3 separate regions of the Mus musculus genome follow, and all the other regions are linked to region 1. Evidence: chromatin loops called from intact Hi-C (ENCODE). Cell type or tissue: heart. All regions are shown on one strand. Links, peaks and the distances in the headings refer to the core of each region. The heading gives the core; the rest is flanking DNA.

The links. Peaks named below come from ENCODE experiments on the same cell type or tissue, not always from the same donor. Only the 100,000 strongest peaks of a DNase experiment are listed, where the experiment ranks them.
Region 2: it touches region 1 in a loop (4-fold over the local background); 7 of 42 quality-filtered maps call a loop at or near these places.
Region 3: a loop joins it to region 1, with 7 times the contacts of the local background. A loop is called at or near these places in 5 of 42 quality-filtered maps.

What each region holds. Positions count from the first base shown.
Region 1 is chr5:114,703,335-114,713,937 of GRCm38, forward strand. It overlaps Tchp (trichoplein, keratin filament binding), which reads left to right and starts at 4,445. Exons shown (of 13, transcript NM_029992.2): 1 at 4,445-4,626; 2 at 5,320-5,504; 3 at 5,973-6,183; 4 at 7,919-7,975; 5 at 10,090-10,158. The coding sequence starts at 5,320. Gm34931 (a long non-coding RNA gene) reads right to left here and starts at 4,485. Exons shown (of 3, transcript XR_387595.3): 1 at 4,411-4,485. In heart, for the core only: a CTCF peak has its summit at 4,397 (motif pointing right); DNase peaks (open chromatin) are centred at 4,447 and 6,175; H3K4me3 peaks cover 1,632 bases; H3K27ac peaks cover 868 bases.
Region 2 is chr5:114,765,501-114,776,103 of GRCm38, forward strand. It overlaps Git2 (GIT ArfGAP 2), which reads right to left and starts at 7,992. Exons shown (of 20, transcript NM_001347400.1): 1 at 7,814-7,992; 2 at 4,117-4,250; 3 at 1,596-1,708; 4 at 952-1,057. The coding sequence starts at 7,865. 4930515G01Rik (RIKEN cDNA 4930515G01 gene) reads right to left here and starts at 9,483. Exons shown (of 1, transcript NR_027872.1): 1 at 8,233-9,483. It overlaps Ankrd13a (ankyrin repeat domain 13a), which reads left to right and starts at 9,640. Exons shown (of 15, transcript NM_026718.2): 1 at 9,640-9,824. The coding sequence starts at 9,729. In heart, for the core only: no CTCF peak of the experiment used is centred there; DNase peaks (open chromatin) are centred at 8,021, 8,471, 9,131 and 9,441; H3K4me3 peaks cover 3,368 bases; H3K27ac peaks cover 2,592 bases.
Region 3 is chr5:114,798,673-114,809,275 of GRCm38, forward strand. Ankrd13a (ankyrin repeat domain 13a) reads left to right here. Exons shown (of 15, transcript NM_026718.2): 11 at 712-869; 12 at 2,033-2,140; 13 at 2,984-3,144; 14 at 4,885-4,952; 15 at 5,557-7,149. The coding sequence ends at 5,752. It overlaps 1500011B03Rik (RIKEN cDNA 1500011B03 gene), which reads right to left. Exons shown (of 2, transcript NR_027817.1): 2 at 9,524-10,603. Among named protein-coding and RNA genes, the nearest start is that of 1500011B03Rik, 10 kb to the right of the region's middle. In heart, for the core only: a CTCF peak has its summit at 6,499 (motif pointing left); DNase peaks (open chromatin) are centred at 5,789, 6,519, 6,932 and 7,489; H3K4me3 peaks cover 486 bases; H3K27ac peaks cover 2,059 bases.

The DNA of each region.
Region 1 (10,603 bases), core at 1,315-9,314:
GACATTCCATCTGTAGCCTCTTGTTGTACATAAAAACTAGGGACAGTCGCTCCATGATAGGCGGATAGAGGCCTCCCAAGGGAGGTCCCTCCTGATGCCCAGAACTGGTGACCATGTGACTAAATGTGGCCAAAAGGTCTTGGCAGATGTGACTAGGGTAAAAGGGACCTTGAGGGTGGTCCCAGAGAGCTGGAAAGTGACAAGGAGTTAGGGGATCGGTTCAATTCCCAGGACCATAAGAAAAACCAATACAGAAAGCAGATGCACAGGCCCCATCTATATCAGTAAAACAAATAAGTCAGCACTTCTTTGGGGGGCGGGGAACTGGGTCTCGGTCTCTGTTTCTGACAGGGTTGTAGTGTACAACCTAGGCTGGCTTAGAAATCATGATCTTCCTGCCTCAGCCTCCTGGGTGCCAGTTACAGGCATGTGCTGCTAAGCATCAGATAATTTAAAGTCCCCCCAAGTGCTTCTATCGCAAGTGACACAACTGTGTAGCCTGGGACCCATTGGTGTTCCATTTCTCAGCAACAGTGACAGCATTACACAAACTCCAGAGTCTGTGGTGAAACTGAAAACCTAGAGAAACAGAACACAAGGCCGGGCCGAAAGCTGCCCCCAATGCTACTGGCTGTCTTCAGCGAACACCCTGAATGGCGTTTTGTTTTTTCTCTCCTGAATACTTATTGCAAGTTTGCCTGTTACAAAGCTGGGCTCTTAGAGAAAGCCTATGAGCTGACCTTTGTCATCAGGGAGGGTCATTATCTTAGCCCAAAAGACACTATCGAAGCCAGGGCAATTGATACTGAGATGCTGAGAAAGCCGAGAGCAGGTAGGTAAGCATGCCCTAGAGAGCACCAGCTGGTAAAGTGAGGACAGAGCCCGCTGGGATGGCTACAGCTGAGCTGACAGAGAGCACCTCCTTGTCTGTGCCTGCCTCCCCATCCTGTCTCCTTCCAAGCCAAGACAGACCCAGGTGCAAGCCACCCTCTCCCCACCTCGCTTTCTTGCTAGCCTTCCCCTGTTAGTCCCTCACTGGCCTAAATACTAAACATTAAAATATGGAACATAAATATTTTATGCTGCTAGACCTCCTTATAAAGTCAATCTGCTTTGTATTTGCAGATGTGTGTGTGTGTGCACACATGTGTGCAGGTGCATGCTTCCACGGGCATGCATGTGTGTGTGTGCACATGTGAGTGCAGGCCACAGCATGTGTGTGGAAAGCAGAGGACATCTCTCAGGAGTTGGTTCTGAAGTTTCCATCTTGTTTGAGGCAGGGTCTCTCTGGCTTCACCGGCCAAAGCATAGACGTTGTCTTATCTGGTCTATGAGCTACCTCTACCTTCAATCTTACCACAGAAGAGTTGAGATTACAGACCAGTGATACCACATCTGATTTCCTTCCTTCTTCCTTTCCTTCTGTACTGGCTAGTTTTGTGTACAACTTGACACGGGCTGGAGTTATCACAGAGAAAGGAGCTTCAGTTGAGGAAATGCCTCCATGAGATCCAGCTGCAAGGCATTTTCTCAATTAGTGATCAAGTGGGAAAAGGCCCCTTGTGGGTGGTGCCATCTCTGGGCTGGTAGTCTTGGCTTCTATAAGAAAGCAGGCTGAAGGCTGGGCGTGGTGGCACATGCCTTTAATCCCAGCACTCGGGAGGCAGGGGCAGGTGATTTCTGAGTTTGAGGCCAGCCTGGTCTACAAAGTGAGTTCCAGGACAGCCAGGGCTACACAGAGAAACCCTGTCTCGAAAAACCAAAAAAAAAAAAAAAAAAAAAAAAAAAAAAAAAAAAAAAAAAGCAGGCTGAGCAAGCCAGGGGAAGCAAGCCAGTAAGTAACATCCCTCCATGGCCTCTGCATCAGCACCTGATTTCTGCCCTGCTTGAATCCCAGTCCTGACTTCCTTAGTGATGAACAGCAATGTGGAAATGTAAGCTGAATAAACCCTTTCCTCCCCAACTTGCTTCTTGGTCATGATGTTTGTGCAGGAATAGAAACCCTGACTAAGACACCTTCCTTCCTTCCTTTCTTATTTCCTTCCTTTCTTCATATTCCAGGGATCTGAACTCAAGTTATTAGACATCTCCCAGAGCCTGGGTTTTGTTTTTTTGGGTTTTTTTTTTTTTTTTGAGACTTATTTTATAGCCCAGGCTAGCCTGAAACCCATAAGCCAGCCATATCCAGCTTTGGCACTGCGGCCGCAGCAGGGAAGGGGAATCAGGATAGGGAGGGCCTGGGCTCTGGCCCCACATCCATGGATCTTGGTTCAAATTCCAGCCTTCACGCCTCAGCTGTGGTTCCTGGGGCAAGGGAGAATACCTTTGTCTGAGGCTCGGTTGAGACTCAAATTGGGATAATCAAATCTCTCTCCCAATTTCTGGATGGAACAGACACTTTACACATAGGCTAACCAGCTATAGGTGGCAGCTTGTGAGCCAACAGTAGCTGCGGTGCCAGTGGAACTGTTAGCCAGTGTGAGGTCCAGGGACAAGCTGTGTGTGAGGCATAAGCCCTCGGGCCCAGAACTTGGGAGGCAGAGGCAGGAGGCCAGTATCAACTACACAGTGCCCTCTAGCTTGGGTTGGACAGCAAGACCCTCTTTCAAAGGAGGAGAGGGAAATGCAGGAGGAGGAAGAGGAAGAGGAGGAGGAAATGCAGGAGGAGGAAGAGGAAGAAGAAGAGGAGGAGGAGGAGGAGGAGGAGGAAAAGGAGGAGGAGGAAGAGGAGGAAGAGGAGAGGAAATGCAGGAGGAAGTCCCTGAAGTCATACCACTCTTAGGAGCAGGTGGGTTTCTATGGCAACTCTACTGTAGAAGAAACTGAGGCCCAGAAGGAAGCAGGCTTGCCCAAAACAAATCAGAAATGAACCCCAGGTTTCTCCGGATCTAACTCACATATGCCTGAGGTTCTCAGTACAGCTCAAGGAGTTGTCAACAGATGTGTGTACTGGGCTCCTTCAATGGCCTGATGGCTCTTTCTGGCTTAATCATGCCAGATGGGGGTGCCACCTCCTCCCCCATTGGAGACGGAGCCTGGGAAAGGGTAGCCCTAGGGTCAGAGAGTGACCAGCCCAGGTTGGCCATCTCTGGCATGCTGCAGGTTTGAACCTGGTTATTGGCTGTGGAGAGCCAACAACACTGTACAGCCAGCTCCAGGTGAAACAGAAACATCAGGCAGGCACCACGAGGAACAACAGAATGGAGGAGTGAGAGAGCAGAAAAACTTGGGAAGCAGAGGCAGAAGGAAGTGGGTGGGAAAATAGAAGAAAAAAGAATGATCGAAGCTGGGCAGTGGTGGCGCATGCCTTTAATCCCAGCACTTGGGAGGCAGAGGCAGGCGGATTTCTGAGTTTGAGGCCAGCCTGGTCTACAGAGTGAGTTCCAGGACAGCCAGGGATACACAGAGATACCCTGCCTCAAAAGGAACAAAACAAAACAAAACAAAAAGGAATGATCGAATATTTATCTATATCTTTACATTCTCGTGGAGGGCACTATTTTAGTATTATTTAGTAAAGTAAAATACTATTTTAATATTGTACATTATTTTAGGGCTTGAACTCAGAGCTTTGAGCATGCTACATATGCCCAATCCCTTTTTATGTCTTTCTCTTTTTACTGGTATTAGGTAGTTAATGCATGGACGTAAGCAACCATGCGAGTTACAGTTATTAAAACCTTTGTACCCAAGCCGGGCATGGTGGCACACACCTTTAATCCCAGCACTCAGGAGGCAGAGGCAGGTAGATTTCTGAGTTTGAGGCCAGCCTGGTCTACAAAGTGAGTTCCAGGACAGCCAGGGCTATACAGAGAAACCCTGTCTCGAAAAACCAAACCAAACCAAACAAAAAAACAAAAAACTTTGTACCCACTACCAATTTTTTTTAAAGATTTATTTATTTATTATATGTAAGTGTAGCTGTCTTCAGACACTCCAGAAGATGGAGTCAGATCTCATTACTGATGGTTGTGAGCCACCATGTGGTTGCTGGGATTTGAACTCCAGACCTTCACAAAGCCACCGTCAGAAGAGCAGTCGGGTGCTCTTACCTACTGAGCCATCTCACCAGCCCCTCACCACCAATCTTAAGGCTACAGTAGTGTACCAATGACGGAGGTCATTACAGAGGCCAGCGGTTCTCGGGTTCTCGGCCTCCGTTGCCTACGGGACACACCCGCGGATCTTTGCAAATCATTTATTTCCTCACTCTGGCCAGGGGATGATTCTCATTAAACCTACCCTCACTCCTCCACCTTCCTCCGGTAACCCCACCCCCACCCCCCCACCCCCACCCATCATCCTGACTGGGTCACTAAGGTTTCTTTTCCTTACCCTACATCAAGGACTAACAAGTACTGTCGATTTACCTCCCACCGCCAGGTGGCGCCAGAGAAAAAAACCACCCACCATTCCTTTTTCCTGGAGAGCGGCGGGTGTCGCGCGGGAGGAAGTTTGTCCATCGCCGTGCTCCGTTGTCCCGCGGGCTGCCCGGCAACCGGCGAGGAAACGGCTGGCGTCTGTGCAGTGGGCGCCTGGGGACCCTCGGAGCGAGCGGGCGCGTGATCGAGCTAAGGCCGGCGACCCTTCTCCGCGAACTTCGGACACGGAGTGCATGAGTCAGAGGTTAGGCTGGGCCGAGGGGCGGGGACGTGGCATCCTTGTAGCCGCGGGACCTGTAAAAAGTTGTATGCCTAGCGCTTGGCACATACCCGTCATCTTCACATCATTGTCGCAGGTTATTTCTGCTTGCTTTTTGAGACAGGGGGCTTTCTGGTTTGCTCAGGTTGGCTTTGAACTCCTGGACTCAAGTGATCTCTTCACGCCTCGGCTTCCAAAGTACGCGGGACCGCTGGGGCATGCCCCTGGGACCTGCTTGTCACTGTAGTTTTTATGCAGAATGTAAAAAACCTCTATTTCCTATCCCAGGCATGTCAGGACATTTTCTATGTCTGCAATCTCCCTGATAATGGCTGGCCACTACTGGACACAGTGCACGTTTATTTAAATTGATAATTTGCAGCCTTGGTGGCAAATCTTTTAAAACTTTCTGGCATGGGCCTCCTTCACAAAATTTGATCATTCGGTTGTCCTAGGGTGGGAACGTGGGCCTTAAAGCTGTGAGAAAGGTGCAGCCAAGGGGCGAGTGACATCAATAGAGAGAGGAGGCATCCGAGTGGGAGTGGGGCTTTAAAACTGTGAGAAAGGTGCAGCCAAGGGGCGAGTGACATCAATAGAGAGAGGAGGCATCCGAGTGGGAGGGGGGCGGTCCCTGGCTTTACAACTGGCTTACTTTCTGCCCACTGCTGTTTCCTTCAGATGGCTCTCCCCACGTTGCCCTCTTATTGGTCCAGCCGGAAACACATGGATCTTCGCCAGCGCCAGCATCAGCAGGAGGACCAGTTTCGCCAGCAGTGGGAACAGAACAGTCGCTATTTCAGGACCTGGGACATCCACAACTCGAAACAGATCGAATGGAGCTCCAAGATCTCCTACCAGCGGAGGCAAGTGTCTGTGTGTTGTCCTGCCCACTGGTTCCTACCACGGTTCGGGGAATGTAGCCTAGGGGCTTAGGGACTGTGGCTTGAATTATCTCCTGATGATGCTGGAAACTGTGCTGTGCTGGGGAGAAGTACTGTACATTTTGTTTTTTGTTTTTTGTTTTTGTTTTTGTTTGTTTTTTTGATTTTTCGAGACAGGGTTTCTCTGTGTAGCCCTGGCTGTCCTGGAACTCACTCTGTAGACCAGGCTGGCCTCGAACTCAGAAATCCACCTGGCTCTGCCTCCCAAGTGCTGGGATTAAAGGCGTACGCCACCATGCCCGGCAGTACTGTACATTTTAAAAGATAAACCAGAAGGCAGCGCTAGTGTCTTCTCGGTAGGTGTTTAGCCCCCCCCCCCAAGAATTACATAGAAATGTACATCAAACTGTGACCTGGTGTGACTGATGTCCAGGGAACTCCTTAACCTAGCATGCACGCCTACCATTGTGAGAAGATGAAGGAGGAGAAGAGGAAGATTCTGGAGCTCCGGCGGGAGAGGCTCAGAGAGCTTCTCCTGGAGGAACAGGACTTGCTGGCTGCGGAGCTGGATGAGCTCAGGCTGAGCATGGGCCTGCGGGAGCAAAGGCTCCGCGAGCAGCACCAGGACCTGAAGTCAGCCCGAGAAGAACAGAGGAAGCTGGTAACTACCCTAGTCCGGAAGCAGGTTGCAGGGCGGTAGCATCCCCGCCGGAACGGACGAGTGCGCCTACGGGGTTGTTCTCGGGTGCCTGTTCCGACGAGATGGTCAGGTGACTAGAGCCCATGGGGAAAACCGCCTCCAACCCCCCACCCCCACCCCCCAGAGAGGAAAGGCTTATTTTTAGCTCGTGGTTTCTGAGGGTCTCCAGCGATTGTAATGAGGAAGGCATGGAGCCTGTGACCAATGGAGCTCAAGTTGCGCTGGCTCAGGAAACAGGATGTTAGGAAGAGGGTTCAGAGACCCACCACAGTGGACTGTTGCCGCCAGCTAGTACCTCATCCCCTTAAACGCCCCCTGCCTCCCCTGAACAGTGCTGGAAGCTAGGGAGCAGTTGTTTTCAATGTTGCTTTTGCTGTTTTGAAACGGTCTCACTGTGTAGTCCTGGTTTGCCTGGAACTTTGTTTATAGACTAGCCTGGCCTCAGAGTCCCAGAGATCTGCCTGCCTCTGCCTCCCACGTGCTGGGATTAAAGGTGGATCACCGGCCTGGACCAGAGCAAGCCTTTGAAATGTGAGCCGTGTTGAGTTGAGATTCAGCACGTAACAATGATCTGAACCTCATTTGGTAACCTGTTAGTGCCAGCTGGGGTGTATAACCACGTTTTGTTGGCCCTTTGAGGATGTAGTCCAGGTTGGCCAGCAGTGGCTGTCCCACAGCAGACAGACCAGAAATCCCGCAGTTGTTGAGCCCATGAGGCTCAGATATCTCTGCGCTTCCTGCCTGGTGCTGGAGTCTGGGAGGGTTTCTGCAGAACATCTGGCTTTCAGTCTGTGTTAGGACCCTGAAGAAGTTGGAGGTCATTGTAACCTCACGCTTTCCCACCTGGCCTCTTTGTTCCCTGAAATAACAATTCTGAGATTTTTTTTATCTATGAATAAACGCCTACGCCAATAGCTTTGGCTTGTTCCCACGAGCTTATAACTCAGTCATCCTGTTTAAACTAGCCTAAGCCGTGCCACGCTGTTAGTTACCTCTGCTCAGGTTCATGTGTCTGTCTCTGCCGGCGTTGGGGTGAATCTCCTGCATCTGACTATTTCCCAGAATCCTCTTTCTCCCCCCCCCCTCCCCATGCCTCACCTTCTAATCCTGCCTCAGCTCATTGGCCAGAGGCTTTTTTGAGACCTGATGCTTCCACACAGTACACTGCAGAAGAGTCTCTCTGCAGGTAACACTGGCCACGGTCATAGGAGAGATGAGCTTGCCAGCACGAGTAAGGGGAAGCAGACAGGAAGCCAGCATCCACTCTTATGTACCTTTATAGGGAGTGTTTGGTATGCGGCTTATAAGTCACTGTGTGGGATTCACCTTCACTTTTTTCAGTTCTCTGGTCCCACCAATACCTGGGAACGCTATATTTTATGTTTTGGGTGGCTATGGTAACTAGTTGCAGTCTGTGTGTTTTAGCTTAGTATGTATTTGGAAACTTCTGCCCCTAGAAGGGACCCAGCCATAGCATCAGATCTTAGCTGACTCTTGGTCCACTGAGACAGGCATTTGTCCATGCCCTTCCGATTGGCTCTGATGCCCCATCTCCAGAGCTGGTGTGCAAAGGCAGCAGGATTTAACGGCAGACGGGGGTGTCATCACTGAAGAGAGAAGCTGACTTCTGTTGTATCTTGTCTAAGTGTGGATGAATGTGAATAGTGACCTCACGTCTCCTGTGTTTTCTTGATAGATTGCTGAACGACTTTTATATGAACACTGGAAGAAGAACAACCCCAAACTTCGAGAGGTGAGAACGAAGCCTCCCATTGCTTCGCCTGCGTAGGCACCACCGCGGTTTCAGATTTTGTTCCTTGTTTCTGGGTCTGGATGTGTGTTGGGCTGATACAGAGGGCAGAAGACCTGGCCAGACAGGGCTGAGCAGCGAACTCTGACAGGCAACCTGCCTTTGGGGGTATGTTCTGTGGCTTAGGAGCTCTCTGCCCAGTGGGCTGCAGAGACCTGGGCAGTGGGCTCAGGATGCTGCTTTCAGTTGGATAATATGGTGTGAGGAAAGGGCCTTCTGGATGGAGATGATTGGAAATGCTGCCCTGTGCCTCGAGGACAGAACCGAGGAAGCTATAAAGGGCCAGGTGAGACCAAGATGCCCCATGGCTAGGGAGTCCTGAAGAGATAAAGCTGGTGAGGAGATGGGAGACAGACCTGGACCAGCACTGCCTGGCCTTCCTCCAGAGGCTCTGGACCACTTTAGCAATGTGCAAGATCACTGCTGTATGTTGGGATGCTCCTCTTGGCAGCATGGTCAGCGTGAGCCAGGCAGGCTGGTGCTGTGTGTTGGGTTCCTAAGGTGAAGCCTGGTGCTCCTGGGTGGAGGAGACAGGGGCCATATCTGCATCCTGTCTTGGTTGGCACCTGTCACTGCACAGAGGTTGGCTGGAGGGCATTATGCCAGTTACTGCTACTGTCTACTCACTTCAGCAACGTTAGGACAAGTCTGACATGGTCACTTTCCGTAGCTCGTTGTGTCTAGAAATTGCCAGTAGTGATTCCAGGTGAGATGGCTCCGCAGGTAAAGGTGTTTGCTGCCAAGCCTGGTGGCCTGAATTTCATCCCAGCACCAACACGGCAAAGGACAGAACCAACTCCCACAGGTTGTCTTCTGGCCTACACATATACAACACACACACACACACACACACACACACACAATGTAAAAGATATTTAAAAAAGGAAACAAGAAAGTTAGATGGAGTAGTTCACTTTTTTCTTTCTTGTTGTTGTTTCTTTGACTGTTTTTTATGAAACAGGGTCTCATTACGTAGTCCTGGCTGTCCTGGAACTCCCTATGTAGACTGGGCTGGCTTTGAACTCACAGAAATCCACCTGCCTCTGCCTCTCTGCCTCTCTGCCTCCTCTGCCTCCTCTGCCTCCTCTGTCTCCGCCCCTGCCCCTGCCCCTGCCCCTGCCCCTGCCCCTACCCCTGCCCCTGCCCATCTCAGCACTGGGGAGGCGGAGGCAGCTGGGTCTCTGAGTTCAGGCCGGAAGTTTTGGCAAGCCAAGCTCAGGGCTGGCTCTGCTTACCCAGCGTCTCCCAGGCTCTCCTTTCAATTTGCAGTTTTGTTTGAGAAATGCTCGCTGCCCTCCCCTGGGCTCCGAGAGAGAGCATTGGCCCTTTGTGACCAGGGGTAGACAGGGCTTAGAAGCACGTGATCCTTTGGTTTCCTATTTGCTGATCATTCAGATTGGATTTTGTTGTTGATTTTTTTTTGTTTTGTTTTGTTTTTTTTTTTGTTTTTGTTTTTCGAGTCAGGGTTTCTCTGTGTAGCCCTGGCTGTCCTGGAACTCACTCTCTGGACCAGGCTAGCCTCGAACTCAGAAATCCGCCTGCCTCTACCTCCCAAGTGACGGGATTAAAGGCGTGTGCCACCACCGCCCAGCTCGTTGATTTTTATTGACGATTGTGTGTGTGAGGGGTGCAGATGTGTTGTAGCCCCTGTGTGGAAGTCAGTGATCAACCGTTGGGCGTCACTTCTCCTCCCGTCCCCCAGCCTCCCTTAGAGGCAGAGTCTGTCCTTTTCTGCTGCTAAGTTGAACTCTGGGCTAGCTGACCCTTAAATTTCTGGGCTTGTAGAGAGTCCTCTAGTCTCTGCCTCCCACCTCACCACAGAGGTGCAAGGAGCCCACACACACGCCATCCCGTCCTGCTCTTTACATGGGCAGTGCCAGGGATGGACCTCAGGTATGCAGACCACGGCTTTACACTTGACCCCTCTCGGTGGCCCTCATCAGGCTGTTTTTGTTGGGGTATCGAGTCATGGTCAGGTGGCACTGACCACAGCAAGTCACCTCAATCAGTCTCACACAAGCCCTCGGGCAAAGTAACATTTTCTTTCTCACCCTCAGCTTGAGTTGGACCTTCACAAGAAGCACGTGATAAATTCTTGGGCAACACAGAAAGAAGAAAAAAAACAGGTATGGAATGTGTGACCCTCACACACTGTCGGCACTTGTGACTCTGTCCTGTCTCCATGCTCTTGGCTAAATGAGCAGCAGGTGCCTGCCTGGCTGCTTGCTGCATGTGCAGGCTGAGGTTTGCTTTGAGCATGCTCATATGCATGTTCTTGTGTGTGTGCACACACATTCACATGTACGTGTGTGCACGTGTGTGTGGGTTCACATGTGTAGGTGTGTATGCGGGTGTGTGCATGTGTGGGGGTGATGTTTCTCAGGAGCCAGCTGTCGTTTTTTGAGAGAGGGTCTTTCAGAAGTCTGTAGCTTTCCCAAGTAGACTTCCAAGGACCCGTAGGGACCCCCTCACTTTCCACTTCCCTGGGACTAAGGCTACAAGGGTGGACTCTTTTGCCAGCTTTTTTAAATTAAAAAAAAAGTTTTTAAAATGTATTTTTCTGTGTATGGG
Region 2 (10,603 bases), core at 1,558-9,557, 62 kb after region 1:
GTGCAGGTGCCAACAGAGGCCAGAAGGGGGTGTCAGGTCCCCGGAGCTGGCGTTAGATGTGCCGTGAGTCATCTCATGAGCCATCTGCAGGAACAGTGTGTGCTCAATCACTGATCCACCTCTCCAGCCCAAGTCATCGCTCTCTTCTTCTTTTTATTCTTCTTCTTATTTTTACACACACACCCTTTACACAAGGACTCACTGTAGCCCAGGCTGACCTGGAACTCACTATATAGACCAAGCTGGCCTTGAATTCACAGCTGTCTGCCTGTCTCTGCCTCCTGAATACCGGGGACTAAAAAAAGATGTGTGCCACCACACCTGGCCATGTTTTTTATTTGGTAAAAAAAGGAAACTATTTACTCACTAGGAAAATCACTTACATCTGTGCAGAATTAGTATTCTGAATTGTGCACACGCTGTCTTGAGTGAGCATCTAGTTCAAAGCACCGCTCAAAAAACTGTGATGTGCATTTTTACGGCATCTCGTAGAAACAGCCAAGGCCCACAAGAAGGCACCGCTCGCGGTGTAACAGACACGGCTGTGCTACAGCTCTAGGTGCACTTTGCCCTCCAGCCTTGAACCTGGACATCTGAAGCAGTCAGCCTCCTTCCTCTGCTCTATTTCAGATGCTAGGTTCTCTAGAAAACCTTCTTTGAAATGGCTATTATTCTCAAGTAAAGAACTTATCAAAATCTATGTGAAAACTGTACCGAAAAAGTACAAATTAATTAATCAATTAAATGAAAATGAAAATAAAAGGGGAAAAAAATACAGTTTCTTAGAAGCGTGTTTTCCTTTTGTCCAGTGTGTCTGAGAGGAGTGAATGCTGTGTAAGGGAGAAAGGTCAGTTAGTCAAAGGCACTTGCAAAAGGCTGCTTCTTCCTCCTGACATGGCTTTAAGGGAAGCGGCCCATCTCACGGCCCCACAGAAGGCAGAGCGCGCCCACCTTACTGAGATCTTTGGCCGTCACGCTGTCGTCCTCGCGGCAGGGCAATCGGTGGACGAACGCTAACATCTGATACTTGGCTCTGATGAATTCTGCTTTATTGGGGCTGGTTTGGAAACAAATAAGAACACAGTTCACTTAACAGCTCTGACACATTTCTCATTCTTTGTGCTGTAAGAAGAGGAAGTGACACCCCCCCCCCCCCACTGGACAGTAAGAAGGGCAAAGCTGGACTCCACTGCAGCAGAGTCAAAGGCCTGAGCTGATAAGAGAACGCCTGAACTTCCCAGCGCCTCTCTTCCCTTTACCTTTCTCAACTGGGCACCCTGAGGAAGCAGCATCTAACCCTGTGTCACAGGCCCGGCACTGCCAGAACGCTGCGGCCAGCAGACAGAGCGCTCGGTTTCATCTACCTCATCACCCGGAGTCAAGCTCCAAGCCCTGGACTCCAACTGGAGAAATCACTAACTTCAATTGGGTGAGCATCCAAAGTTATGGTCCCCCTGCCTCCCTCCCCCTGCCTTCCTCACAGCAAATGCCCAGGCATAGCCCACAGCCCCTTTGGAGGCTGATCAAAATAGCCACACTCCTTTCCACAGGGCCACTTGCTGAGAAGAAATAGAAGTTATAACCACTCCACTCACTGAACTTTGTCCTGTGGGTTAGCTTTCCGCCTCCCACTCATGATAGAGGCAGGGTCCAGCAGAGAGTGTTCCCATATAGAGTTAGCACCATTGTTGTACAAGGTCTCAACCATCTGAAAACAAGGAGTAGGAGAGGACATTTTATCCCACAAATAGTCAAAAACAACCAGTAACAAAAATGAAAAAACAGTGCTGCACTAAAAACACTCCATATCTGGGGACCTCCCGCCACTGCGTCTGACTGCACAGTGAGACTGGGGACCGGGCCGTCACTGTTCCTGACTGGCAGTGAGACCTTGGAGCTCCACATGGGAGCCAGCTTTGTGTGTAGGATAGCCCAATCCCGGCTCCTTGGCACACACCTGCCTGAACACACGCCGTTTACCATTGTGTACACCACTCACTCAATGCTTTTCATTAAATTCACCTATTTAAAATATCTTGTTAATAATTATGTTACTTTCTTTGTACATGATTAAAGTAATGCTATAAGCACACGTCTGCGTGCTAAGCTCTCTCACACCCCACTGTGGTCCTGACCCCCCCACACACACACACACATTTCAGAGTCTGCTGCCTTAAAGTCAACCCTAGCATTTTCTTTTTTTTTGTTTTTTGTTTTTTTTTTTGTTTGTTTGTTTGTTTTGAGACAGGGTTTCTCTGTGTAGCCCTGGCTGTCCTGGAACTCACTGCAGACCAGGTTGGCCTCGAACTCAGAAATCCGCCGCCTCTGCATCCCGAGTGCTGGGATTAAAGGCGTGTGCCACCACGCCCTGCTAACATTTTCAATCATTCATCTCTGGACCATCTGTAAATTCTAAAGCTGTAAACAAACACAGTGTGGTGGAAGGCGCTAGCCAACCCTTTTACGAGAAGGGGCCTTTGGACACTTCTAACAGAACTCACAGTGTGGTGGAGGGTGCTAGCTACCCTTTCACGAGAAGGGGCCTTTGGACACTTCTAACAGAACTCACAATGTGGTGGAGGGTGCTAGCTACCCTTTCACGAGAAGGGGCCTTTGGACACTTCTAACAGAACTCACAATGTGGTGGAGGGCGCTAGCTAACCCTTTCACGAGAAGGGGCCTTTGAACACTTCTAACAGAACTCGGGGATTTATGGTTGTTAGCTAGCATTTAAAGGCTGAGCCATCTCTTCAGCCCCTAAGTAGAACTTTTAATAAATCTCTCTCAACTTCCTTTCCAATCAGGACTCCTAGAGCTACCCGGCTGCTAGTGCAGCTCTCAGGGCTTCTCATCAGTAACCCGAACCACTTGCTCTGGTCCCTTCGTTTGTGGGAGTTTAAGTACTGCTGTGCAGCTGTTACAGCTTTAGTAAGATGTGTATTAAGACAAATATCGCAAAACACAGGATTAATCCCTGAGTTCCAGGAGACATGAAGACTGTGTATCGCAAACAGAAGTACCGGGAACATGACATCAGATCCCAAATAAGACAAAGACCCCTGACAAGTGTTAGGCATGCGATCAAAACACGCTCACTCAAGTCTCTGCCTAACAGCAAGAGCTTTTTAAAAACTTCAAATGTTGAAGCAATTTCTGCGGAATCCCAGTCTATGCTGCTATCAAAGCAGGAAAAAAAAAAAGTTCTAAAAATATAGGCAGGTACTCAGAAATTTGCCTGTTAATGAAAATTTTCTGGATCATCTATTACAATTTATAGGAAAGAAAGACTTTAAAAAATGTCTGAGTGCTGCAGAGATGGCTCAGTGTTAAACCAAACACTTGCTGCTCTGGTAGAAGACCCGGATTTGAGTCCCAGCACCGGTGTGGTTCACAACGCTCTGTAATTCCAGTGTCAGGAAATCCAGTGCCCTCTTCTGGCCTCTGTGAGCACACACACAAACACACACAGACACACACAGGCATACACACACACACAAACACACACAGACACACACAGACACATACACAGGCATACACACACACAAACATACACACAAACACACACAGACACACACACACATGCACACACACAGGCATACACACACACACAAACACACACACACACACACACAGACATATATATGAAATACATCTAAAAAAATAAAATGATTTCTGAAGTTGGGCACGGTTGCAATTACCTTTAATCCTAGTACTTAGCAGAGGCAGGTGGATTGTCTGTGAGTTCAAGGCCAGCTAGGGCTATATAGCGAGACTCTGTTTCAAAACAAAACACAACACAACACAGCACAACACAACAATTTCTGGTGATAATCTCTCTAGAAAGCCACCAATGAAAACGCACTAGAGAATTTAAGCTTTTATCGACACAATCTATTGATATATCTGTCTATGTATAACTGAATGTGGGGAACACAATTATGTTAGGTAAACAAAGAAAGGACAGACAATGACTTCAACACAGGGCAGCACTTTATACTATACATAGAGAGTAAACTTTTATAAGATTTAAGATGTATAGTAGGCAGTATTTTAGTTGTTAAGCAACAATCACTAAAATATAATTTTCCAATTATGAGAACTCTTCCTATGGTTTACCTGGAGCAGGGTTGGAGGCCATGCTGTGTGTTTAAGATGCCTCACTTGGGAGATATGGCGCCCCAGGCTCCGATGGACACTGCAACATTCGTCACATATGAAAGTTCCCCTATTTACTGACGCCCAGGAAGGATCTGGAAAAAGAACAACCCCTCAGTGGCAAGGACACCAATTGGCTGCTGTGTACAGGATGGCAAAAGATGAGTGATGTTTGGTTTTTAAGAAAAACAGAGCACATTTTTGTTGTTTTATCTGCTCCTCAGCCTAGGAGGCTGATGATCCCCCCACCCGGACTGACCGCTCTGCTAACTAGGTTGGCAGCTGCACACAGCAGTCACCTTCCTGTGCAGGCCAGTCTGCAGCCTGGATGTGGGTGCACGCCACAGACTCGTGCTCTCAGGGGATGTTGGTTAGAGCAGCAGATTGAGGGAGCAGGGGTGGTTGCTCCGCTGTTTGCTTCCAGTGCTGGAGACTGAGCCAGGGGCCTTGTCTGGGCTAGGCAAGCACTCTATGCTGACCTCCATCTGGATGACCGCGTCGAGTCCCTTTTTGAGAATAACAGAGCTGTGTGATCCTGACACACACACAGTGCGTAACAGTAGCTAAGGTAAATGGTGAACTTATTGCTGCCCAGAGCAGGCAGTCCAGACCCAGGTGCTAACAGAAGCCAGAAGAGAACTGCAGAAGCGTCCAGGCCCCCATGCCCCGGGCAAGCAAGGGTGGCTCATTCTGCTCAGAGAGACAATGCTCTATGCTAGCACTGCAGTTTTTGACCACCTGCTGGATCTGAAGGAAGGTACTTCAAACGAACAGACGGAAAACAAAAATGATGGTATTTTTAATTGAGTACAATACCTTTTTCCTTTAAAATCCCACAAAACTGCAGACAGGAGTAACTCACACTGGGCGGGTAGGACGGATCTGTGTGAGTAAACTGAGCCCTAGAAACCCCATTTCATCAGACTCATGTGGGGTGGCATTAGATGCTACCCCAGCTGCCTGGCCTAAGGGTTCAGTTTAAAATTCTTCAATGTCCACAAAAATCTCTGAAATGCATGTAGAGCATCTTTACCACTTTTATGTTTATTCCAACCCTTTCAAACCATTTAATGAAAAGTTACGGGATTTCAATCAAGGTGTACAGTGGTTAAGAGGGCTGGTTATGGAGACAAACAGTCCATGGTTTGAATCCCAACCCTGCCGTGCCACCTCTTGTGCAATCATCTGAGGCAAGCTGCGTCTTGGAGTGTTCTCACTGAGGACCAAACTGGAATAGTGATGTATCTATCTCACAGAAGGGACGATGTAAAGAACAAAATTAGAGTGTCATCTTGGCACAAGAATGATGCATTTAAAATGAACTAGATTCATTAGAAACAAACAAGAAATCAGGGCTGAGGGTGTGGCTCTCCTAGCAATTGTCAGGGCCTGGCTTTGATCCCCAACACACAAAGGCAGACAGTGAAGCGTCTCCTCTAAAACAAAACAGAAAGGGTTTCAGCCAGCTTTACCATAGGTGCTACCAGCCATTCTAAGGAGCAAGGGTAGGAAACAGGAGGCTTTGCTTGCAGATGTGTGACATCTCTGCTTCTGCAGCAAGTTATTAATATTGAGACTGAAAGCGTGACTTTGCTTTTTATTACCAGAGGTCCACAGTACTCTTGGGGCAAACTAGTCAAGAAAAGGATGACAGGATGACAACATTTTAACGCGCACCACACAATGGTCTCCATTAATCACTTAAACACCATGGAACAGAAGCCCATGGAAAGAATACAGACGACACATAAAACTTAAGCTTTTACGAGTGAAGCTGCGTGAAGCCCCTCCAGTTCATCTAGAAGGCAGGACTTTGTTGTTGTTGTTGTTGTTGTTTTGTTGTTGTTTGTTTGTTTTTTGTTTTTTCGAGACAGGGTTTCTCTGTATAGCCCTGGCTGTCCTGGAACTCACTTTGTAGACCAGGCTGGCCTCGAACTCAGAAATCCGCCTGCCTCTGCCTCCCGAGTGCTTGGATTAAAGGCGAGTGCCACCACGCCCGGAAAGGCAGGACTTTTTAATCAGGCTCCAGGAACAACACAAGTGGACTTCAAAAGTATCTGTGCCCCCACCCATCTTCTGCAAACGTCCAGGAGAGTCAAATGTCTGTCTGAGCATCTTCTGAGAAGGCCTTAGCATGAGGATTTCAAAGGAGCCTACTCCTACAGGTAACCTTTCCCCTGAGCTGTGCACAAAAGGCAGCACCTATTCCTAGCTGTTCCTCAGCCTTCAAGGTAGCTTCATTCTATTCAAAACAGGAAGTGACTCAAGCCTTTCTAGATGTTGGCATTCAAGACCTCTAATATGAAACAATAGAAAAGGCCCCAAAACACCACAAAATGGACAAGACAGTATCGGGGTGGCAAGGGGAGGCAGCCCGCCTCTACCACGGACCAATCCCTGGAGAAGTAAGAAGCAAGCATCCCAAGAGGAAGTTTTAAGTTAGACATGAATCAACGGAACACAAGCAAGAAAAGAAGGAAGCGGAACACACAACATCGTTAGCCAAATAATAGTTTGTATAAACGCGGCTTGCAAACAAAGCATCTCTTTTAAAAGTGCCTCTGCCTCTCCTTATCTTCCATTTGTTAACCTGTAGGACCCAGGGCCATGAAATAACCAGTACTGGTTACCACCGTACCACTTAAAACCAGTCTCTGCTTCCAAATGACAAGACGAAGAGAAAAATCTGTTGCAAGCCGCTGACGTTCAATGGCTTAATTAAGACTGTCTATTGAACACTGCTACACCAGGAAAGTCATCTGATATTTGACTTCAAACCCGAAAAGTCCAAGGACCAAAGCAAGCACACACACACACACACACACACACACACACACACACACACACAAAATCAGGATCGAGACCTGTCAGTTGGGTTCCAATTACAAAGCCAGATCCAATCTTCAAATCCAAATCCTATCTGCAGTTTAGAACAGTTTTGGCGGTTCGAAGTCGCTGCGAGTGACAGTGTGAATCTGAAGCCAGACTGTGGCTGAAGGAACTACAAGGGTTTTGAACTGAGTTATCCTACGAAAGGAGCCGATCCCCGGGGAATGTCCATTGACCACTGCGCACTGCATTGGCCATAGTTTCCAGCAGTGGGTGGGGGGGAAAAAAAACCCGGAGGAAATCAAGGTTTGAGCAAGAGAACTCATCGGTCCAAGGTCACGCAGAGGCAAAATCGGGGGTGGGGGGGGGGGAGCACGGATCCTCAAACTTGCGCTCCCGACCTGGGGCAGGCAGTCTCTCCCCTTAGGAGCGGCCGCCCGGAGCAGGGCAGCCCTCCACCCTGGGGCCCGTGAGGCGGCGCAGCGGACGATCGCGCACTCGCGCGGGCGGGGCGGGAGACGGGGAAGGGGAAACACCTGCAGCCTAGGGCCGCCCGCGTCTGACTCCTGTCACTTGGCCTTCCCGGGCTGCCTGTCCCGTCCCGTCCCGTCCCGTCCGGTCCCGGGCCCTCCGCCTCTGTGCTCGCCCGGGCCGCGGGAGGGAGGGAGCCCCGGGCCGCGCGGCTGACAGGCCCGGGACGGTCTCGCGCGCCCCGGCAGCCCGGGGGTCGGGGTGACTGGGCCGCAGTCAGGCTCCCGCCCGCGGGGACCGCCCCGCCAGGGGTCCCGGCCGGGAGAGCTTGGCCAGCGGGGGCCCCGGCGTCACTCACCAGGCCCGTTGCAGTCGGCGCACACGTCGCTGCTCCGGAGCCGCTTCGACATGGTGCCCGCTTCACCTGCTGGGAACCCCGCGAGCGACGGCAGAGGCGGCGGCGGCTGCGCTTCCGCTCTAACGGGTCCCCGGGCGGCGCTGGCGGCGCCTCTCCCCCCCGCCCGCCTTCCAGCGCCTCTCAGCCCCGGCACACTGCGCACGCGCGGGGGAGACGGCCTGCGGAGCCCTGCAGGTCATGTGACCGGAAAGGGCACGCTTCCGTATCGCCATCTTGAATGAGGGCAGAGGTCCGCCCAACCCTCCAGTGCCTGTCTCTAGATGCTCTCGCAATTGTGTGTGTGTGTGTGTGTGTGTCTCCCTTTTGGGAAGTGATTGCTTGTTCCAGGATTGATTAGAACCAGAGAAAGAAGCAAAACCTTGTGATAGAAATTTTATACATATAATCTCCCGGGAGACAACAGTTAAGTTCATTTAGTCATGTCCATAAGAGGCCTTAGAAGCACGGGTCCTGTTTAATGTGATTGATAGTTGCCACGCAGTCCTCCATTAGAGCTTTTAGGTACTACTTTATGTATTAGCCTCATTCACTCTCCAATGACCCTGCACCCGAGGAGAATGCACTAGGTCAGTCAGGATTCGTGGACAACCATCGTTCTCATCTGAAAAGCTAAGGTTGTGTAGCTAGAGCCAATAAGGAAGAGGGGGTGCTTGCAGGTTGCACTGGACGACTTCGTGGCAGTTGTAAACATCTGGGCAGACACAGCACTTGCTTCGTTCTTCCTTGTGTCGAGAAGACAGAGCGCCTGAAGTCGTAACCCAAAGAATGAATTTTACTTGTGCATATTGTGAGCCAACCTGGATTCTCCATTAGTCCTTTGGGCCACAATCCTGAATCTGAATGGCTAGCTTAAGGAGACTGATGCGGAATAAACCTTCACGGCAAACGCTTTGAATTATAGCCGAGTTGGGAATTCAGACAAAACGGTCATTTTCAACTGGGCGGTTTTTCTCCTCCTGGGGGAACAACCGCTCCCGTCTGGAGACAGTTTTGGGGATAGTGAATACTGATGGCATTAAAGAGGCGGGCGTCCACCCTAACTTACAAAGCATCGGATGACCTCCGCGCACAGAACCACCCAGTTCAAAGATTCCAAAGCTTAAAAGCCCACAGACACAACTACCCCGTTATCAGGAGAGTATCTGGTGCCAGCTCTCCAGGTTCCAGCTCGCCGGTGAAAACGAGTTCCCGTTGCCCACTTCCAAAATGGTTTCTGACCAATCGTGGAAGGCAGCCTGGGGAGGCTCCAGCCGGATGGTTTGGTCCGGCCTGCGCGCTCACCCCGGGCTGCAGAGCCGATGGAAGAGGCCCGATTGTGGAGCGCACCACTGGAAGAGGCTGGGCAGGGGACGAGAGTCGCGGGGCGCGCATCGTGGACTTTGTGCGTGGAGATCTCGGGCTTCTCGGAGGCCCTGCGGTCCCACAGATCGTTGTTTGTTGTGTGTCCCGGGGTGGGGGCGCGGCGGAGCGACATGGAGCGCGGCTTGGGCCGGTCGCGCGGTCGCGTCCCCCGGCCGCGGCGCGCGATGGAATTCCCCGTGCACTTCCCTGTTCGGGGCGGTTCGGCCGGCAGCAGTCGGTTCGCGAGCTGTCAGCGCGGGCGCGAGCGCGCGGGGCGCGGGGTGGGCGCGGCCGAGCGGGTCCCCGAGCCGGTCCCCAGCCCGGCCCGCGACCCCAGGCCTGCCGCGCCGCCCGCTCCGGACTCGGAGGCCCTTGTCGCCCGCTGCGCCCCGCACTCGCCCGCTCGCCTTCCTTCTCCCCTCGCTCTCCGGCCGGTCGGGCGGGCCCCCGAGACCCCGTCGGGTCCAGGCTGGTGGCAGGCGGGCGGTCAGGCCCGGGTGGCGGCCTCCTCGCCATGTCCTCGGCCCGCGACACCAGCAGCCGCTTCCCGCTGCACCTCCTGGTCTGGAACAACGACTACGAGCAGCTGGAGAAGGAGCTGCGGGACCAGGTGAGGTGCGCGGCGCGGAGTCGGGATCCGTTCTCCTCCTGAGCCCCGGGATCCATAGAGCGCTTACCGTAGACCGGGCTCGGTGCCGGGGGCTTTTGGTCCATTCTCCTCTTTCTGATATCGTTAGGAATGAGCGCTTATTGTTCCATTTGACAGAGAAGGAAACTGAGACCCCAGAGCCTACTTGCCTTGCGCAAGGCGCAAGGCCATCGGGCTAATGAAAACCACGTCCAGATCGTTTATCTCAGGCTCGCTGGCCCCAGAATTCACCTTTAAGCTTTATGGCCTTGAAGACGGAAGAAACACACCTTACTCCACCCGCCCTGGTGCTGGGGAAGAGCTTGGTTGGCTTCGGTGGCCTGGTTCTAACTCTCTTGTGACCTTGGGCAAAGCAGTTACGTTGGGGGGACCCCACTTTTCCTTACCCATTGGATGAGGATGGAGGCAGTGACGACGGAAAACCCAGTACTTGTCTAAATTGATGGGGCTGCGGCTGGGCCTAGGAATCGGGGTTTTAACGAGCTCCCCAGGGTGGTTGGTTTGAGAATCTCTGCTGCTCAGACTCCTTAGGACCTTCCTGTTCTGAAGTGCTTTTTTTTTTTTTTTTTTTTTTTTTTTCTTTTCTTCCCACCTCTGTAAATCAGTGGTTCTCAGATGAAGATGATAGTGAATATTTGGGAATGCAAGGAGACAAGACGTTTTGGGTTGGGTTGACTTTAGAGGTGGGTGCTGTTGGCATGGCATTGGGGAGAGGCCAGCGACCTCGCTGTGCCTTACAG
Region 3 (10,603 bases), core at 915-8,914, 95 kb after region 1:
GCGCTTCCGTCTTCTGTGGTTTGCTGGTTCCTTGTCCCTTTCCTTTAAAAGTAATGTTGAAGTCCTCTTCTTTCTCTCTCTCTCTCTTAAAAGATTTATTTATTTTATGTATATGAGTATACTGTTGCTTGCTGTCTTCAGACACACCAGAAGAGAGCATCAGATCCCATTACAGATGGTTGTGAGCCACCATGTGGTTGCTGGGATTTGAACTCAGGACCTCTGGAAGAGCAGTCAGCGCTCTTAACTGCTGAGCCCTCTCTCCAGCCCTATGTTGAGGTTCTTAACCTGGCAAAACCCAACAGTCAGTGGCTCCTTGCCTTAGTCATAGAGGGCAAAGAGAGAGGAGCACGTGTGCGCGGGTGAGCACGCATGTGAGTGTCAGTGTGTGCGCGTGTGTGTGTGTGTGTGTGTGTGTGTGTGTGTGTGTGTGTGTGGTTTTACTGCCAGTAAAATCTAGCTGATGAGTTGAAATGCAGTCATGCAGCCTGCTGCACAGGTAGGCAGCAATGCAGGCCTTTCTCCTCCTGAGGTCCTCGGGGTTCCAGTCCCTCAAGAGTCCTGAGCTCAGGGCTAGTGTAGAGGTGGGGTTTGGAGGACGGTGTGTGTGTGTGTGTCTAGCCTTCTGAGCAGCAGTGACCTGCCTCTCTCTCTCCCTCTCTCTCTCTCTCTCTCTCTCTCTCTCTCTCTCTCTCTCTCTCTACCCTGCAGGTTTAAGGCTACGCTGTGGATGTGCGAGGAGTTCCCACTCTCCCTCGTGGAGCAGGTCATCCCCATCATTGACCTCATGGCTCGCACCAGCGCTCACTTTGCCAGATTGAGAGATTTCATCAAATTGGACTTCCCTCCTGGATTCCCTGTCAAAATAGGTATGGCTAAATGCGATCGAGATGGAGGGGCGGGCGTTTGCAGGTTCTGCCTGTTTGTGAATCAGACTGAACCTGCTTCAGGGGACCGGAGCAGATTAAGGACAAATTAGCAGCGAGGTGTGGTGGCGCACACTTTTTAATCCCAGAGTTTAAGAGATAGGGTTGGGGGGATTTCTGTGAGATTGAAGCCAACTTGTTTTACCCAGGAAGTTTCCAGAGCTGTAGAGAGACCTTGTCTTAAAAAAGAGAAAAAGCAGCAGTAACATTTAAAAAGAAAAATCAGCAGAGCTGGGCAGGTGTAGCACACACCATCAATCTCAACACTCAGAGACAGCCAGGGTTATATAGAGAAACCTTGTCTCAAACAAACAAACAAGTTAGCACACGATAAACAGACCAGAGAAGGCCAGCACTATCCTCTGACTGGGCAACAACGGGAGGCTCCACGTGATGTGATGTGTGATTGCTTTCGTTACCAGCCAGTACGTAGCTCTGTGTACAGATGATGCTATCAGGCACGGGCTGGCCAGGAGGGCTGGCGCACCTTAGTCCCAGCACCCAGCAGACAGAGGCAGGCAGAGCAGGATGCCGCCGAGGTCAGCCTTGTCTACATTAGAAGTTCCAGACAGCTCGGAGCTACATTATGAGGCCCTTTCTCCGGAAACAAAACAACCCTCCTTCCCTTCCCTCCCCCCAAAACAAACATGGATTCTAGTGTTAGTGTCCTACCTTTAATGTAAGCAAAACTTCAAATTGGGTAATTTTATTTTGAACTTTTTGGATTATTCTTTGATATTTTGTTAATACTTGGATAATTCCGTGTGTGTCTGTGTGTGTGTGTTCGCGCACACTTTTGATCATCCACATGCCCTACCTAACTGCTCTCCACCACTCCTAGATAACGGTTGAATGGAGGCGTTTGGCAGGAAGATCTTTTGATGCATGGAGTAGTGTAGACAATGCTGTCTGGGTTTTGGGTGGTTGACTATTCATGACACCTGACTCAGTTTCTCATCTGTGCACTCGGGGTAGGGGGTAGCTGGCCACTGTGGGGACTGAAGGAAGCCGTGCTGATAAAGCACGCTCTGCGCATGCTCAGCGTAGTGCTAGCATCTGACCACTGTTCTCAGTGAAACCTACTAACAAAAGCTTCTGTTGGGCAGAAATCCCCTTATTCCACGTCTTAAACGCACGGATCACATTCGGAAATGTCAATGGCTGTAGCACTGCTGATGAGAGCCAGGGTGTGGAGGGGACCCCGGCCGAGGCAGGTAAGACGAACCGGAAGCCGGTCGGTAAAACACGGAAGCTGGGACTTTAAAAGCAAGTTTTGGATACTAAACATTCGGAAATGAGGCAAATCTGTGTTTCAGAAGAGGAGAGTTTGGATTAAGTGGGAAACAACTTGGAACGGTGGAGGAGGGAGGATATGCTTCAGCCGTGGTCTCAGGAGGCCGGTTGGCTCCATTGTAGAGAAGAATCTTTCTCCTTTGCAGTCCACTCTTGTTTCCTTCCTGAAGATCATCATGTTAGAACAGAAGCTGTGTTGTGAAGTTTACTGTCACGATTATTATCCCTTTAGAGTCTCCAGAGCAAACTGATGAGGACTTTCATCATGGCCTCTTGTCTTACCTTTTATTGTCTGATCTCACTTAGTTGTCGCCCTGTGGGCGGGGTCATGTGCGCCGGGGGTGGGGCCAGGAGCCTCCCTGCTGGCAAGCTCTGCTCTGTTCTGCCGGGCCACACCCTCAGCCCCGCCCCACCCCGCCCCAACCCTCCCTGCCCCACCACACCCTCAGCCCTTGGGTTCTTTTGTTACTGGTTTCATTCTTTTTAATTTGAAATGTTTTCAGGCTGAGGCAGGGGCAGGAGGGGCTTTGCATAAGTAATACTGTAAGACACTGTAATTAGAGGCAGGGGAATTATGAGTTTGAGCCAGCCTGAGCTATATTTTGAATATTAGGCCAGCCTGGGCTGTGTTTTGAATTTTAGGCCAGCCTGAGTTACACAGACACTGTCTCCAAAAACAAAAAAATAAAATCAGAACAACAAAAAACAACCCTCTAAGAAACAGTTTGTCTGAATGGATAGAGACCTGGACTTTTGTATTTCAGTTTCCGAGGCCACAAACTTCGAGGTTGATCAGTCTGTCTTTGAAATCCCTGAATCCTACCACATTCAAGACAATGGCAGAAACGTGCACCTGCAAGACGAAGACTATGAGATCATGCAGTTTGCCATCCAGCAGAGCCTGCTGGAGTCCAGTAGGAGCCAGGTAGGGTGTCAGCCTGGGCCCTTGGGGCTGATCCACCCCGCCCTGCCCCCTCCCCATTCCACCTCCTGGGGAAATGTTCTGTGTTGGTCATTTCACAAAGCTTGCTATGTAAGAGACCCAGCCTCTGTAGGTTGGCATCATGTCTTCAGACAGACTTTCTGTCAAGTTTACCAGTGTAGCTGTTGTGTCATTGCCCCCCCCCAGGGGTGCTTTATAGTCTTGTACCTCTGACATTTACATCTGTAAAGCAGTCTTTACAGGGAGTGCTGTGGATTCTGATCTCAGATGCAGCCATCGTGTGCCTCTCAGGCTTAGTCAGTGGGGTGAGAGAATGGAAGCCCAGGCTTGAGGTTTTCCCATTTTAAGAACTAGGTAGCCGGGCGTGGTGGCGCATGCCTTTAATCCCAGCACTTGGGAGGCCGAGGCAGGCGGATTTCTGAGTTCGAGGCTAGCCTGGTCTACAAAGTGAGTTCCAGGATAGCCAAGACTACACAGAGAAACCCTGTCTTGAAAAACCAAAAAAAAAAAAAGAGCTAGGTAAAGAGTGTTAGGGGGCCTATGCCTCATTCCTCCAGACCCCGACTGCTTGAAACAGTCTGGGCATTAAAGACACCCTTCTGGTGCTGATGTGTGGTCTCTGCTGTCTGCTGTTACTAGCTTGGGCAGAAGGCAGCATCAACCTGGGGACAGAGAAGAAGGAAACCCGGAGTGTAAATAGTCTTTTCCTCCAAGGCAGGGTCATGTGGTCTGGAATGGCTGTGTGTCCTGGGTTTTTGTTGTCCATTTGTTGGTCATTGGTTTCTTCTTTCTTCCCACGGACTGTCCAGCAGGAATCACAGAGCATGCTGGGGATTCATGGGTGAAATCGCTTCCGCTCTGCTGGAAGCTCTGAGCTGTGAGCACGGTGTCCTGCCATGGCTTTCCGGGGCTTGAGTAATTGGAGCCCCGCTGTCTTTCTTACTTGCCCACTGCCATCACAGACCCGTTCCACACATCCCATCCTTTTTCTTTCTTTTTTTTTTTTTCTTTCCTTCATTAATTAAAACAAACCATGTATCGTTGTTTTCCCCTGCATGTCTGCCTGCACCTGGAGCCTGAGCAGGCCAGAATAATGTTGGCTCCTCTGAGCCAGAGTCAGAGATGGGTGTGAGCCGCCATGTGGGTGCTGGGAACCAAACCTGGGTTCTGGAAGAGCAGCCAGTGCTCTTAACCACTGAGCCATCTTTCCAGCCCTCACTGGGGGGTGGGGGAAGGTGGTGTTTATTTTTGGGGAGCTCCTTGGAGAGGATCCAGCCCCTCACAAAGCCCTCCGTGCTTCCTCTCAGCACAAACCAGCTTCTCCTTGTTCTCTGGATAGCTATAAGACCTTGGCAACCCTTTTGAGGGCAATAGCCAGAGTCTAGGGCAACAGATAGCAACTCTATCTTCTTAGTTTGTCTTAAAAGCATGTCCTGTCTTGGTTGTCTGAATGTTGCGCCAGGCTAATGGTTCTTACTAGAGTGGAAGTAGGTAAAGCATGAGGAGGTGATGGCCTTGAATCCAGGGTACACGCTGATGATGCCCTGTGCCACGTTAGAAAAGCGTGTAGCCTGTCAGTCACTGTTGGCGGCATGCTGTCTGCGGCAAGCTGTGAACGCCCTGAGTCTTGTTCTCACTCCGTTCACTTCCTGGTCGCTTTGGCGACTCTTCCTTTGACGGCGAGATGAGTTGATACCTACACTTTGTTTTTGTATTTGCCAGGACCTTTCAGGACCAGCTTCCAACGGAGGGGTCAGCCACACACACAGCTATGAAGCCCAGTATGAGAGGTAACAGATGGGGCTTCTCACGATGCGGTTCTCGTCACACTGAGGTTGTCACAGGCACTTGATACAGGGGCATTTGCCCGGCTTGTGCTCAGCAGGAGGTTTTAAGAGTCAGCTCTCCTGGCATCTATCGTTACTGTCCCTACTTAAACCAGCTCTGAACTGAGCGAGGGGCACAGAGTGCTAGCTGGGGTGCAGGTTACGGGTGCTTAGAGCGAAGCATTGGGTAAATGTTTTCTGATTGGCGTGGTCTCCTGTGACCGTGTGACTGCGGGTCTGTCTGGGAGGACATTCAGGGTTAGAGAGAGAGATGGAAATGGCTAGAAATCCCAAACAACGGCCATTCCTCCCTTTTCCTATATGGTAGGCATCTGAGCATTGCAACCTCAGCTTTGCTTTCAAACAGACCAAGTTCCTTCTACTCATAGCCTTGTACTGGGTGATGCTGGGTCACAGAGGCCCATCAGCTCCACCTCAGGAGGCAAGATGACCCCATGCAGCTGGAGTGCTTGGCACAGTGCACCCTTAGTAACCAGTAAGAGAGAGATGGAGCTGCTGCCCCTGCACCCCCAGGACAGGAATGACGCTCTCCCACTCTCTACCCTAGGGCCATCCAGGAGAGTCTCCTAACCAACATGGAGGGCAGGTGCCCAGGTGGCCTCAGCGAGTCGAGCCGATTCGATAGCGACCTGCAGCTGGCCATGGAGCTGTCTGCCAAAGAGCTGGCGGAGCGGGAGCTCAGGCTCCAGGAGGAAGAAGCGGAGCTCCAGCAAGTCTTACAGCTGTCTCTCACTGAGAAATAGACATTGCCGTCCAGGGCTGCAGAGCAGAGGCTCTGGGCTGCACGTGCCATGCCAGTGAGGCAGACCCGGGGGGCCGAGGGCCTGCACTTACACAGCAGCCCCCCTTTCCTTATGTAGAGGTGCAGGACCAGGGACTCCCCAGAGCGGAGATCCGGGCGTCGGCAGAGCCCCATCTCCACACCGAGGGGAGGAGAGCATCTTTACCTTCCATTCGCTGTCCTGCCTGGCAGGTCACATTTTTTTTTTACCAGCTTTAGACAGAAATGCTGAGCCTGCAGGCTAGTAGATGCATCTTAGTCAGAAGTGACAAGCTACTGCGGAGTCACGGTGCTTTTCCACAGGAGAACAGCAGCCTTTGTAGAGTGGGTACGAGCTGGAGACGTTCCTTCCTGTTCACCAAAGAAACGGGTTATGCTGACCTCTTTATTTCCCTTCCCGTAGGGCTCTTGCAGCATTGCCATTGTGCCAGTCCCATTTCCACCTCGTTCCATGCCTTTTACCCCCAGCCAAGAGGATATGTACAGGAGCTATTTTAGATTATGGCTATTTGCATCAAATTCAGATATACAAATGACCACGGATGTTGCCTTAGCCTTAAAAAATTACTAACAGTTTTAAGCCACCTCACTCCACACACTGAGGACCTGATTTGAATCTGTAAAGGCAGTCCCTTTGGGAGCAGCATCCTCTGGGCTACACCAAAGGCAGCTAATCCTGTCCTTGGAAGAGCAGCTAGGGGGCCCCCCTGTGGCTGGGTTCTCAGAGCAGGCAAGCTGGCCACATCACTGGAAGAGCCCAGCCAGTGTGTTCTCCGCCTGCTCCCACTTAGGATTTCCAGCCTGGGGAGACCCAGCTGCACAGCCTGGCTTCATAGAGAGGACAGGACGAACTTGAAACAAGAAAGGGAGCTAACTTAGAGCAGAGGCTCTTCATCCAAAAGGGAAAAATGATGACTCCACACTGCTTTTTAGAGTTCAAATCAACATCTTTCTGGAAAAATATATTTTTTAACAGAATCTTTTTATTATTTTTAAAAGATATAAAACTGACTCCTCCCATCAGTAGCAATACAAGGTTATGCATTTTAACCAGACTTTCTCAGGCCTCTTTTGGATACCTTTAGTAGTTAACTATTTTTGTCTAACCCTCCTGTAAATACCTACTGCATAACAGCCCAACCCCTGGGGAACACAGCCGAGGGCACCTTGCCCCTCTCACCTGGCGCAGGCATCCACCCCCACAAGGCTGTGCTGATCACACGGCAAAACAGTACCTTTTCCTCTGTTCTCTGTCTGTTTCCTGTTATGCTTCTTTGGGGATAGGAAGAGAAGCCACCATTCCCAGGAATGTCTGTTTGATACAGTCAGCGTTGCCAGTAAAATGTTCTGAGACACAAAGGATTGTGAGTTTCATTTCTCATAGCCATTTGCCTTTTTTTTTTTTTTTTTTTTTTGGCACGGTCCGATCCAAATCCCTTCCCTGCACACAAGGCCAGCATGGGCACATTGGTTCCGTACCCAGGCTGGTGGTCTGTTCACTTGACATATGCCAGGGGCACAGGCACTTCTGGGAGGGGCTGCAGCTGTGCCATGCGTGATCACAGAGGGGGACCCTAGGGAACACCCTCGTCTGCATCCCGTGGCTCTGTTTCCCTGAAGTCTGTGACTGTGTCCCCGGAAGCCACATAAAGCGGGACTCAGCATTGCAGCAGCTTCTTGCAGCCTTTCCCACGTTCTCTCTAAAAACACAAATAAATCCACTTCCGTAAATGGTGCTTAGTGTTGACAGGCCTGAGCAAGTCCTCCAGTCATTGTGTTGCCGGAACACAGGCTTCCTGTTCACACTTAACTTCCTGTCCACAGAGCAGCACACCCCTCCTTGCCTTCACTGGATGGAATTAAAAAGTGTTGGGCTACCTGGATCCTCTTTGTGGGCCTCCTGAAGTATGGTGCCTTTGAAAAGAGAAACAGACTCGCTTCTTGAAACTCGAGTGCTGGGGGCTGCTTTTAACACATTCAGGTGAAAATCGGGACTTTAAAAAGAAACAGGTAGTAGCTGAGTAACAAATGATGTCAGGGTTCCAGAGGTGGGCGTTGGTGTTCTAGGAGACAGAAAGAGCAAGAGGCTCCTGAAGGCATAGGGGTACAAAATGGGGCACCAAGGCTCCGGTGCCCCCAGCAAGCTGAAACTGAGAAGTTCTACCCGGACATACTGCTGGCCCTGAGTCCAGGCTCCCGAGTGTCCCAGCCTTGGCATGAAATGCAGCAGGAAGGAAAAGCTGGCTTTAAACGGTGACCGGACCGTACAGGCAGCAGCATGGGCTCAGGCGCCTCACCTCCTGACTGTGATGACATGGAGAGATGGACCGGACTATAGAAACTAGGTGACTGTGGGACAGTCCTGGAGACCAAGGTGTGCTACCCAGACCTCAGTCTAGAAATAGGTGTGGGTTTGGGCTTTCAGTGCAGCTGGGAAATGACTGGGGCTCCCAGTCCCCAGACCTCAAACAGTGCCCCATGTGTGGTGTAGGCTGGTCACGTATTCCACTGGCTACACAGGTAATGTGGTCACGTATTCCACTGGCTACACAGGTAATGTGTGGGGGATGGTTTGACTAAGGGGCCTTGCCTTGCACCCCTGAGTTCCCTTTAGTAAAGCTGTATGTAGCCTTGGTTGGCCAGGAACTCTTCAGAGACTCACCGACTTCTGCCTTAGGAGCCCTAGGATTAACGGTGTGCACCACCAGGCCTGGCAACTTATTTTTAAATACTTTTAATCGTATGTGTCTGAGGAGGGAGGGTGTACACTTGAGCGCTGGTGCCCTCAAGCCAGGGCCTCCTGGAGCTGTATTCATAGGTGATCAGGCGCTGCCTGCTGTAGGCGCTGGGAAGATAAGCCCAGGTCCTCTGGAAGAGCAATATGTGCTCTGAATTCCCGAGCCATCTCTCCAGCCCCACGATTTCTATTTGTAACCATGCATTTCTGGTCTAATTCTTTGCCCCGGGAAAGAGTCTGGAGAACTTCAGCCCAGTACCCCTGGCGCTCACATCCATGTCTACGCCAAGCAACGAACGAGTAATGAGGGTTATAGGCTTGGCAAAGCTCTGGTGTTTCCTTTTAAAACCTTAAAAAAAAAACAAAAACAACAAACCGGCAACAAGGACTAGAGTAGCATAGCAAAGCAGGCTGGCCATGTCCTGCTGGGGAGACCAGCCCTGTGGCCACTCCTACACCTCAGTGTTTTACACTACTGACTGCAGAGCGCCAGTGTTCCCGCTGATAAGGAGGTGGGCACTGGAGAGGGGGAGGTTTTAGTTCTTACAGTTGGCCCTGGGGCCAAAACCACAGGCCTGTTCTGTCCCAGCCGACTCCAGCTCAGCTCTACTATTTAATGTACTATTTTAAACTCCACTACTCAGGGCTTCCTTAAACAAATCAGGCGAGATATTCATTCATTCATTCATTCATTCACTCACTCACCCACACCCCCCCACACATACGCACACCTGCATTAAAGATTTTTTTAAAAGGATTTTATGTATATGAGTGTTTGCCTTTGTGGAATGCGTGGTGCCCGCCAGATATCAGAAACAGGTAACAGATCCTCTGGAACTGGAGCCACTGGTAGTTGTGGGCCACCACGTGAGTGCTGGGAACCAAACCTGGGTTCTCTACAAAAGCAACAAGTGTTCTAAGGACTGAGACATCTCCAGCCCGACCCTGCACTTCAAACACTTGGGAACGTAATGAGGCACAGAACAGCAGACAGGATCTCTCTTCCATTTAACTGACATTTAATGGCTCAGGGTTACAAGGTTCCAGATGTGACCCCCACAGTTGGGTGGTATTCACATTAGTGCAGGCTGTTAAGTTAAAACACAAAAAGAATACACAGTAAAGCATAACAACATTATAGCAAAATTAAAATAAATACTAATAACCTCTGTAACAACAGGGAAATCTAGTTCAGTAGCAGCACCTGAAAGGCAGACAGGCAGTCTCGTCAACACAGCAGCTTGGAAGGGGGGGGGGTGCACACGGCTGAACCCTCTACACCTAGGGAGAAAGGGAGACTAAGTCCTAAGTCTCAGGTTGCCACCCGTCACCATGAGGATATCTATATGTCTGAGCCACCCAGAACCTTCCAGGCCGAGGTGGGAGGTGCAGGGTGAGGGTGGGGGCGTGTGACACTATCTCACAGACCTAGGATGCGACACTGATTGGCTCAGTACCAACGCAGCAAGGAATGATGGCTAAGTTCCCCAGCTTTGCAGCCAGGGTATTCGAGGGCAACTCAGTGGAGTGAGATGTGGTGTGTATTTTTATAGTTACTTATTCCTGTGCAGAGGTCAAGGAACAACCCATGGGGGTGGGAGGGGGGTTTCTCTCCCTCCAGGTTCCACCCAGGAATCAAAATTGGCCTCAGTAGTAAGTGCCTGTACCCGCTGGATCATCTTGCTGGCCCTTGAGTATGATGAACACACTGTGACAGAAAGGCAGAAAGCAGGGGAGGTCTGCATGCTTAGGTCTTCCTCTTCTATCCCAAGCATTAGCGATTAGTCCTCGGGGTAGCTCTTCTGGTCACTTCGCAATGGACATGTCTTTACAAGGGCCCTTGGAGCCTCCAACTTTTAACCAGCACAGCCAAGCAAAAAGAGACACCGAATCAGTAGCCAATAACTGAAAACAATCCCCACTGGGCACTTTCCTAACCCTGTAGCATTTACTGCCTGCCCAGTTCTGATTCCACCATCTTCAGTAGCCTGCGTGCAACACGACTTCTGTCCCGGAGACTTGGAGCAGCGCTTCCCCGTGTGGCCATCACCGCCGACGGATGGGCTTGTAGACACA